2 separate regions of the Homo sapiens genome follow, and region 1 is linked to region 2. A link is an interaction called in ENCODE POLR2A ChIA-PET data of the cell type or tissue named here. Cell type or tissue: MCF 10A. All regions are shown on one strand. Region 1 overlaps BABAM2 (BRISC and BRCA1 A complex member 2). Region 2 overlaps BABAM2 (BRISC and BRCA1 A complex member 2).

Evidence for each region. Peaks named below come from ENCODE experiments on the same cell type or tissue, not always from the same donor. Only the 100,000 strongest peaks of a DNase experiment are listed, where the experiment ranks them.
Region 1: POLR2A ChIA-PET joins it to region 2 with 15 read pairs; 4 of 35 experiments call an interaction of 5 or more read pairs at or near these places.

What each region holds. Positions count from the first base shown.
Region 1 is chr2:28,131,937-28,136,936 of GRCh38, forward strand. All of the region lies in intron 7 of BABAM2 (BRISC and BRCA1 A complex member 2), which reads left to right. Among named protein-coding and RNA genes, the nearest start is that of MIR4263, 140 kb to the left of the region's middle. RefSeq lists a silencer at 3,453-3,653. In MCF 10A, no CTCF peak of the experiment used is centred here; a DNase peak (open chromatin) is centred at 2,515.
Region 2 is chr2:28,266,932-28,271,931 of GRCh38, forward strand. The region is part of intron 10 of BABAM2 (BRISC and BRCA1 A complex member 2); the gene reads left to right. LOC124907745 (a long non-coding RNA gene) reads right to left here. Exons shown (of 2, transcript XR_007086254.1): 1 at 2,454-5,000; 2 at 1,635-1,970. Among named protein-coding and RNA genes, the nearest start is that of BABAM2-AS2, 41 kb to the right of the region's middle. In MCF 10A, no CTCF peak of the experiment used is centred here; a DNase peak (open chromatin) is centred at 2,420.

The sequences.
Region 1 (5,000 bases), 130 kb before region 2:
AAACATTTGTTCCAGCAGCTAGGTTGTTTTTCTTGGAAGTTACTACACCTAATTTGCAAATAAACTTGCTAATGAAATAGTCTCACTCTAAAAATCTAACGTGTGGGAAATGATTAGGGAAGGGTATATTTTAAAAGTCATTTTTCCAATCTCCAAAGTCCAGCTCTCTCATGTCCTTCCTCCCTTTTTTTTCTTTCTTCTTCTTCTTTTTTTTTTTTTTGAGACGGAATCTCGTTCCGTCCCCCAGGCTGGAGTGCAGTGGCACCATCTCCGCTCACTGCAAGCTCCGCCTCCCGGGTTCACGCCATTCTCCTGCCTCAGCCTCCCGAGTAGCTGGGACTACAGGCGCCCGCCACCACGCCCGGCTAATTTTTTGTATTTTTAGTAGAGACGGGGTTTCACCATGTTAGCCAGGATGGTCTCAAACTCCTGACCTCGTGATCCACCCACCTCGGCCTCCCAAAGTGCTGAGATTACAGGCGTGAGCCACCACGCCTGGCCTCTTCTTCTTTCTTACGTTAAGAGCTCTCCACAGCATACCCTTTTAGATCATTTTTCGGTTGCTTCCCCTCATATACTGTTTCCTTCAGCCAGACCTGAGCACTTGAAGTTTTCTTACATTGCCAGCACTCTCTTGCCTCTGTGCTTTTGCTAAAGCTGCTCCTTCCATGTACAAGGCCCTTCTCTAACCCCTCTTCCTGTTGAAATACTATACTTTTTCTAAGGCCTTATTCAAATACCATCTCTACCAACCATTTTCCCTGAGGACAATTAGTCTAGCCTTCCCCAGAGCTCTTTGTAACACTGAATTTATATTAATCTTATAATCTATATTTATATTATAATCTACCCATCATAGCTTTAATTGGTGATAAGGATTTTTAAAAATCTTTTGCTGAATTGCAAGCTACTTATTGAGTTGAGGAACAAGTCTTTTTTTTAATGCCGTGCATAAATGCAATACACAGTTATCAATTGCCTAATTGGCAGTCTTCTAGGTGAATAAGTAGTTCTCACCAAAATATTGGAAAATGCCTCACTGAAAGGTCTTATACTTTTCCTGGTTGCTACAAATTCACTTGGTAGAACTACGTTTATAATACCAAAACAAACTACCAAACATTCTTATATCTTTAAGTAGAAGTTTTCAAAATGAGGTTTTAGAGAAAGATTAACATAAAAGAAGTAAACTTGGGGTATGACTTCTATAAGGGCTTAGATATTTGCTAAAGTTATTAATACTTGTGGTTAATTCTTCCAGAGTTCAGAGCATAGAACAGACATGCCATTTCAAGAAGGCTGTAGTCATGGGATAGGTTTTGAGAACTGACTGTGCTAAGCTCTCATTTATTTTCTGTGTTTTATACTATCTTGTCAACTTTGAGCTATCCAAGCATTGATTATCGATTCAGACTTGGAGAGTTCTTTCAGGAGTCATGGGAAAAGCATCCCATGTGGACCCGCCCAAAGCCAACGTCAAACTCTTGCCCTAGCTGAGGCTTGTACTCCTTTTGGTTTCTGCTATGGCTCTTTCTAGGAAGTCCCAAGCCCCATGCAGTGCATTTGACAGGGAGAGGCTCAGGAGAGACCAATAGCCCCATCCACACTGGGTAAAAATTACCAAGAGAAGGCTTGCATTCCCACCATCTCCTCCATGGGCATAGAGAGATATCGTGGGCCTGGGAGGAACCCCATTCCAGTCTGACTGTTCCTCTGTCCCAGCTTGTCCATGCAGGAGGCAAAGATATTATACTCACGTTAACTACTCCCAGCAATTGGAAAAGAAAAGGGCTACTTTTGGGTCTTGTCATCATATGTAGGAAAAAATATTGATTTGTTGTACCCTAAAAAGACTACAAATTAGACAATCCTGACAAAAGAGAACATCAGTCAGATTCATTGGTAGAAGACTCTGAGATGTGTTCTAATTTGATGAAGCTCTGAAATGTGATCCCACTTCTGAAGTCTGTTTGCCCAGGGTCGTGGAATAGTTGTCTGGTGTCCCTGGCAGCCCTGCCGCACGTGGCTGCACGCCCTTACGATGCTTAGATGCATATTGTTTACCGGTCTCCCACTGCGCATTTCTATGACTTGCAGAGTAAATGCTTCTGAGAAGAACTTTGTGTTCTTGCACAAGGGACATTTATGAAATAAACATATTTCTGGCCCTATACATTTGTCTTCCAAGGAACCAAAACCAATCCGTTGAATTAGACACGAGTAAGTTCTGTTAATTAAAAAAAAAAAAAAGTCAATGGTGAGTTATGCAAAAAAAAAAAAAAAAAGCTAGTAGTCAATGATGCAAATTAGATTTTGGTTGAATATTAGAAAAGGGGAAAAAATAGTTTCTAAACCAGTTGCTTTTTTTTCCCCTGGCAGAAAAGCTGTGAGTTTTAAGGTTACATCATCAGAGCTGGCGTGAAACATGCTCTACCTTTCCCTCTTCCCCAGACTGTTGGCAGTTGTTGTAGTGAACCCAAAGGTTAAATGGGCATGAGAGTCTGCATAGCACTCTTCCACGAAAGGTGTGGGCCCTTTTCTTGGCTTGAGCCACTTTGTGGGAGTGGTTTAAAGACAACCAGCTTCCTCATTCCCTGTGCTGTTCCCACTCTGTGCATAAAAAGAGGACTTCAGCCCTGAGGCAGACCAGGTGGCATCTTTCACAAGTACAGAATTTGTTTTTAGAACTTTTTGTTAAGTTACATCTGCCTTGGAAATGAGTACTCAAAACTTCCCAGCCCACGAACGCTCACTATTATTGAGGCCTGTGTACCTGCAATATGCATGTTTGTTCTTTCAGGCAACAGAAACCCAATGAGAATCAACCACATGTGAGGCCCTTTGCTAGGTGCTTCAGAGGCTGTCAGCATAAATGAAATGTGGCTCATCTCCTTAATTTCCTCAAAGTAAGAGGGATCAGAACAAATATGGCAAGTTGTGACTTGTGGATTAATAGAAAAGGCATATTAATACATGGCATCAGAAGCCCCCTGTTCCTTCACTTATTGGCTGGCAATCTTGGCTTAAGTTAACGTTTTTGAGCTTCATTTCATCTTCTGTGAAGAGGAATAAATCTAAGTTTCAGTTTCATCTACTCCAAGTGGGGAGGTAGATGAGAAAGGCCCTACTGTAGTGCTTGGCCCATGGTTGATGCTTAGTTAGTGCTCCTTGAGAAAATACTTATTAAGTGCTATAAGAGTTCAAGAGAGTGGGAGATCACATTTCCATTTGACTTGGTGGAGAAGGAGCTTTGGAAGATTATGGAAAGCCTGGCTTTTCTAGAGATTAAATATGCAATACTGTAACAATAACAGATATGTATTTGTTCAGTACTTTAAAATATTCAAACTGCTTTTCACTTTACCATCCCATCTGATCCTCATGATAGTATGTCTATCATGTGTTTTATAATATAGCTTTTTTCTTCCATAACTTGGAGTTTTTAGATCCTTCCTTGTCTCCTTCACTGCTACTCCTTCCTTTTTTCAACCCATTAAATTATGCTAAATTGTGCTTCCTGTGATAACATCCCTAGACACTTTTGTGGCATTGCCTGTTTGTGGATGACACCCAGATCCCCATTTCTAATCTCAGCATTTCTCCCTGCTTACAGATCTGCTTCTCTAACCACTAGATAGACATGTCTATCTGTGTGTTCAGTTGACACCTCAAATTTAAAGGGCCTGAAACTAAACTCATCATTCCCCCAATAAGCTAATGTTTCTTCTTTACAGCCTGTTTTTATTCATGACACTCTTGTCTTCTTGGTGCCCAGGTGGTACATCTTAAAGGCATTGACCATACCTCATGCCCCTATTAGCCAGCCAGTTGTTTTGGACTAAAAACCCACTCTCCACAATGTCTCTGAGTCTTGTCATGCCTACTATCATTACCTAGTTCAGTCTTCCAGTTGCCATGGGTCCTGAGGGGCTCTTAACTTCTAGTTCCTTCCTATTTCAGTTTATCCATGTGGAACTGTCACTGTCCTTTGAAGTAAATTCCAGTCCTGTAATGTCCTTGCTGAGAAGCTTCAATGCCTCTCTGTTGCCAAGCGAAGTAAATGCACAGCTCTCCATCTGGCATTCAGATTCCGTGTTACAGTCCTGTTCACTTTTCCACCCTAGGCTGGACTCTACGTGTATCCTGTTGTCCAGCCAAGCAGAATTTTGTGATTTCCCGAACACATCTTGTATTTTTTTCACTTCCATACCTTGCTCAGGCTGCTCCTTAGACCAGAACATTGAGTTTATTTACCTCCCCCACAGGGTCCGTTAAAGTCCTGCCCATGTTCTTAGATCTTCTCAATCATCACCTCCTCCATGGAACATTTCCTGACCGCCACTGCCTGCCTCCACAATGGCACCACACTTTTTCCCTGTGTTTATGCCTCCTTTGTCATATTGCCTCCCTGGACTCTAAACTCTTTAAGGCCTGGGCCTCTTTTCCATCAGTTGAGGGCTGGTGAGCCACAGCCCCTCTGGCCAGGCTGGCCCTAGCCAGGCCCCTGCCCAAGCTCAACCACAGTCTCCATTGACAGGTCTGGCTGGAGAGGCAGAAAGCTGTGACACTATGTGCATGTTAAGGCGGTGGGCTTTCACAGTCATTTCTTATTGCTGTGCCTTGTGGCTAGCCAGGAGGATACTTTCCTTTATGGTCGCCTGTTCATGTTTCTGAGAGGTGGAGCCCTGTTTCATAAGAGCGGTTTATCAACTGAATCCTGGAGGTGGAATATGACTTTGATCTTCTGTGACCTATGTGACCTAATATAGTCCTGTTGGCGTCTCCAGCCTCCCCTCCCCTGCCTTTACCCCACAGCGTGCCTGGCAGCAAACATGGTCTCTTGGAATATTTGGATAGCCTGGGATCTACAAGGGCTGGGATAAAGTGAAACTTGGCTAAAGGACCTAGGGAAAGGGTGAGGGGAACTGAAAATTAAAATAATACTACTTAAAATTATGAATGAGTAAGGATATTACATTCGGATAAATTGGATCAAATAC
Region 2 (5,000 bases):
GATCAGCTGAGATCAGGAATTCGAGACCAGCCTGATCAACATGGTGAAAGCCCATTTCTACTAAAAATACAAAAATTAGCTGGGTGTGGTGACAGGCACCTGTAATCCCAGCTACGTGGGAGGCTAAGGCAGGAGAATTGCTTGAACCTGGGAGGCGGAGGTTGCAGTGAGCCTAGATTGTGCCACTGCACTCCAGCCTGGGTGACAAGAGTGAAACTCTGTCTCCAAAAAAGAAGGAAAGAAAGAAAGAAAGAATACAAAGATCCTATGTACCCTTCACCCACTTTCTCCCAGTGGTATCATCTTGAACAACTGTAGTACAATATCAACAACCAGGATAGGATACTGACATTGACACAATCAAGAGGCAGAACAACTCCACTAGGAGGATCCCTCCTGGTGCTTTTATCTCCACAAGTCCCTCACTCCCCCATAAATGCAGGAGGCAGAGCCCACCCCCAGGCCCAGCTGTTGCTTCATTTACACTGACTAGACACACACACACATACACACACACACACACACACACACACACTTTTAATGTATTTTGAAATGGTGGTTTTATCAGGAAAGTCTAACACCTATAACAAGCAACCCCCAGTCTCTGTGGCTAACACAGTAACGTTTTATTTCCTGTGCTGTCAATTCAGTGGTGGTCATTATGGATGAAAGGAGGACTCTGCTTCTTGCAGAAGTTCTGGGACCAGCTTCTCTGTCTAATGGCTCCACCATTCCCTATGGCCTCAGCATCCTCCACTGCACCCTCTTCTTCAGGCCAGCATGGCAGGGGCCATAGGGGTCAGGCCCAGAAGTGGCATTTATCTCTCCAACACACAGAATTTAGTCATTTGGCTCCACCTCACTGCAGGAAGGCTGGGAAATTTGTTTGGGTATGCCTAGGAGAAAAAGGAAAAATTGTTGATGAGCACATGTTCAAGAATAATCATGGCAGTATCTCTAGTTGTAGTTGAAACTAGAAGAAACCCAAAAACCCAAATGTTCACTGACAGAGGAATGGATAAATAGTGTCAAATTTACATTATTATACAACTGTGAAAATGACAAACTGTATCTATACACAATAAAGACGAAATCTTAGAACCCTAATATTGACTGAAAAAAGCAAGTTCCAGGAGACACACGATAGAATTTTTATATAAAGAGCTCAAAAACAAGCAAAACCAGACAATCTGTCCATTTATTTATTAGGGATATAGAAATCTGCATTAAAGCCATGTTTCTAAAAAAGTGAAGGTGTCCTGGCCGCAGTGGCACATGCCTATAGTCCCAGCTACTTGGGGAGGCTGAGACAAGAGGATACGTTGAGCCTAGAAATTGAGTCTAGCCTATCAAGACTCAGTCTCTAAAAAACAACAAACAAAAATGAAGGAGTGATAAACAGGCATTTTAGGACAGTGATTATCTCTGGAGAGAGAGGCAGGGAGACAATGGAGAGAGAGGGATGGCAAGGTCGCTTCAGCTTGTGGCTCATGTCTTTGTTCTGAGAGGGAGCATAGATTCAGTCATGTTCTGTTTTTCTGCTGTGTTTCAGACCTTAAGTGTGTATTACAAGTATTCTTTGGTATGTGTCACATATTGCATAATTTTTAAAAGAATGAACCAAAACATTATAATTAGTAGTAATAAAGATAAGTCTTTATTAGTTCTAAGAATGTGACAAGGAACAGATCTATTGCTTGAGAAGGTAATTCTGATAAACTGGTTTTCCTAATGCTGTGGAGTTGACCCACACTGGGGTGGCTCTACCCAAGATCACAAATGCCGGCCCCCGTTGTTTGGATCAGCCCTCGTGCCCTGGTCTTGATCTTTTCTGGTCCTCCTGCAGTTTCCTTTAATTGCCTTGAAGTTTCCAAAAGTTCGTTACACTCATCCATTGACTCAATCATCTTCAGAATCCTAGTATGAAGTCTTGAGGTCCACTGTAGAGATTATTTGTCTGCGGAGAAATCCTACAAAGCTGTTATTGTGATCCTTGCCAATGAAAGGCAAGTTTTACATATCTAAATTTACTAAACACTATCCCTTTAAAAGTATCTCATACCTACAAAGATATAACCAAATCTAACATTTCAGCAAACAAAAGCTGAGGCTTGTAACCAACAGAAGTAATTGCTATACAGTTATCACGAGAAGTACATGCCCAGCTTCCAGGGTAACCACATTACTTAATAAACATATCAAATCTCTTTTATCTTAAAAGACCCAAAGAAACCACCCCAGTAATGGTTGCCAGCCCTGATCCATCCCTTATCTGTTGCTGGCAAACTGTCTGTAAATAGTCAATCCAGAACACTCCTCTAGGTTGTTTTTTCTTGCTCTCTCCCTTCCCCCTTCTCCTCTCCATCTTGGAAGTATTCGCCTTTGCAGTCTCCACCCTCTGTAGAGACTCTGTGCTCTCTGCACCCGGAATGAGTCAGCATGTGGATACATACCTGCATTTCTAGGGAAATGGACTGGGGTTATCAGAAAACTCAATCTGTCCAACCATGGATAAAAATCAAGACATTTTATTGCAACCCAGATAGTTAGCTCAGCAGCTGCACTCTGGAACATACAGTACAACTCCTTTGGGAAATACCTAGTTGGGAGTGACTTTCGGTCTCTTGGGTAAAATGTTCCCTTCTCATACAGCAAACCTTTTGTAAAAGGGAAACAGACTCCATCCAAACTGGGTGGTAACTGGAGATAAAGGCAGGCCACTCCTGTTTGAATGTTTGTCATTTTGATGAGGATTTTGTTTAACAAGGTTTCTACCTTATCTGTCTTCTTTCAGATTTACAGCTCCAGAGCCCATAAAAGGGAGGCCACAGATGTGAACATGGGCTGTGGAAAGATTAGAAACAAACTGAGGCTATTCAATAGAAATAATCTTGAGATATTTTGGATTTTTTCTTGTCATTTTTTTTTTTTTACATTGACAATGACATCAGGAGCTCTAATAGTATTTGACTGATAGTACTTAGTAGTACTTGGCCAACTATACATATTAGGAAAATGCTGGAAGGCATATTGTCTTGACATTATTTATAGCCTGTGTTCTATTTCCTTTACTCTATGCTGAGAAACAGGGTTAAGCCTATTATTATAATTTTATTAGAAATTATTTTATTGAACACCTGTTGGGCCAAACACTGTATCAGGTACTTGAATAAGATATGGTCCCTCCCTCATGAAATTTTTTTTTTAAGAGACAGGGTCTTGCTCTTTGACACAGGTTGGAGTATAGTGGTGCAATCATAGCTCACTGCTGCCTCAAACTCCTAGACTCAAGCCATCCTCCTGCCTCAGTCTCCTGAGTAGCTGTGGTTACAGGCACGTCCCAGCACACCTAGCTGATTTTTTATTTTTTGTAGAGACAGGGTTTTGCTTTGTTGCCCAGACTGGTCTCAAACTCCTGGCTTCAAGCATTCATCCTGCCACAGCCTCCCAAAGTGCTGGGATTACAGGCATGAGCCACTTTGCCTGGCCCCTCATGAAACTTAAAATTAAATTATCTCTTTAAAAAGGAGCAGGCCTAGGAACAAGCTCTTTAAGTAGTGGTGTCTGGCACCTATGTGCACACTCTGTGTGGTCTTTATGTTTTGGAGAGAGTTATGGCTGCTGCTGCTATTGGTCGTGTATTTGACTGTACCTGAACCACATACCACCTTCGTCTTTCCTGAACCAAGAGTCGACCTGCTGTTCACCCAGATGGCATGACTATTCCTTCAGTCTGTTGCTATCTTCTGCTGTTTCTACAGAAGAGCCTCAGCCCTGAATCCAGATCACACTAATAGTTGTTATTTATGAAACACTGCAACATAAAAGTCATGATTGCCGTTCTATAGCAGAGAGGTTTAGTGACTTGCCTAAGATCCCACAGGTGGTAAATGCAGAACCAAATTTAAACCAGTTCTCAAATGTCCAAATTCAAATGCAGCTCTTTCTCTTCTGCCTTGCTTTATCTTACTCACACAGTGATGTAATGCTAGTGTTTCTTGATCCTTATACTGATATGATCTTGCCCTCTTCCCTGGGATTCAGGAGGCAGGTCTACATGAGATGCAGGCACACCGAGTTAATGTGTACAGAATATGTTCCAGAGCCTTGGAGAAACAAAAGGCTATAGCGTGTCTTATTTGGTTCTTCCCAGTTTGGAAGATAGCTGTCCATAAGCACATAGCTAGCTCTCAGTGGGATGTCTAAGGTGTTTGGCAGTGTTTGAGATAAAAGGAGGCAGCTGCTTCACATATATGGACGTCTTCAGAAGCACACAGGTGTAAGGTCTTAGGATTTTCACCCAGCATCCCAAATAGAGGAGATTTTTGTAAATGCAAGGTGGTCGAGTGTGTTTGATTTGATTAGGCCTCAGGCTGGACAAGAGCCACTACCTCCCACCCAGGCAACTTCCTGCTGCACCCTGGATTTGTTCCTTCAAGGATTCCCCAGCCAGTCAGTGAACCAACATGATTTCCTCTCCTCGTGGCCTGGGCCCTCACAGGGACAGCTGTGCTTCCAATTCCAGTGACATGACTCTGTCACAGTCTTCAAATAATTTCTAGTTTTCTTTTTCAAAGAAAGAAATTTTGAGAGCTCTGTCCACACATTGTAAAGGAAACAACCCTCTTAAATATCCATGCCCTTTACAGTGAATATTCCATTGACATATTAAACCAGAGGCAGTCTCATGATTTTGAAAAGGATTTTGGATAAATATAGAAGGCATGTATCACCCCAAATCCATCCTTTATGGAGTCATTACTTAAAAGGGAAAGGGCCAACCAGGCAGGTTAACAATATGGTACAATACAGAAAGACTCTGCTTATCAGTTTCAAAATTGTACATTTAAAACAAGTTCTCAAGTTTCAGTTTCATTTTATGTATGCATTTATGCTCAAGCTTGGTAATTACCCTCAGCTCATGACATTTATACCAATCAGTAATGTTTAATTATCCCAGATGATTACTCCGTCAGTTCTAGGCACATGGTGGAATGTAG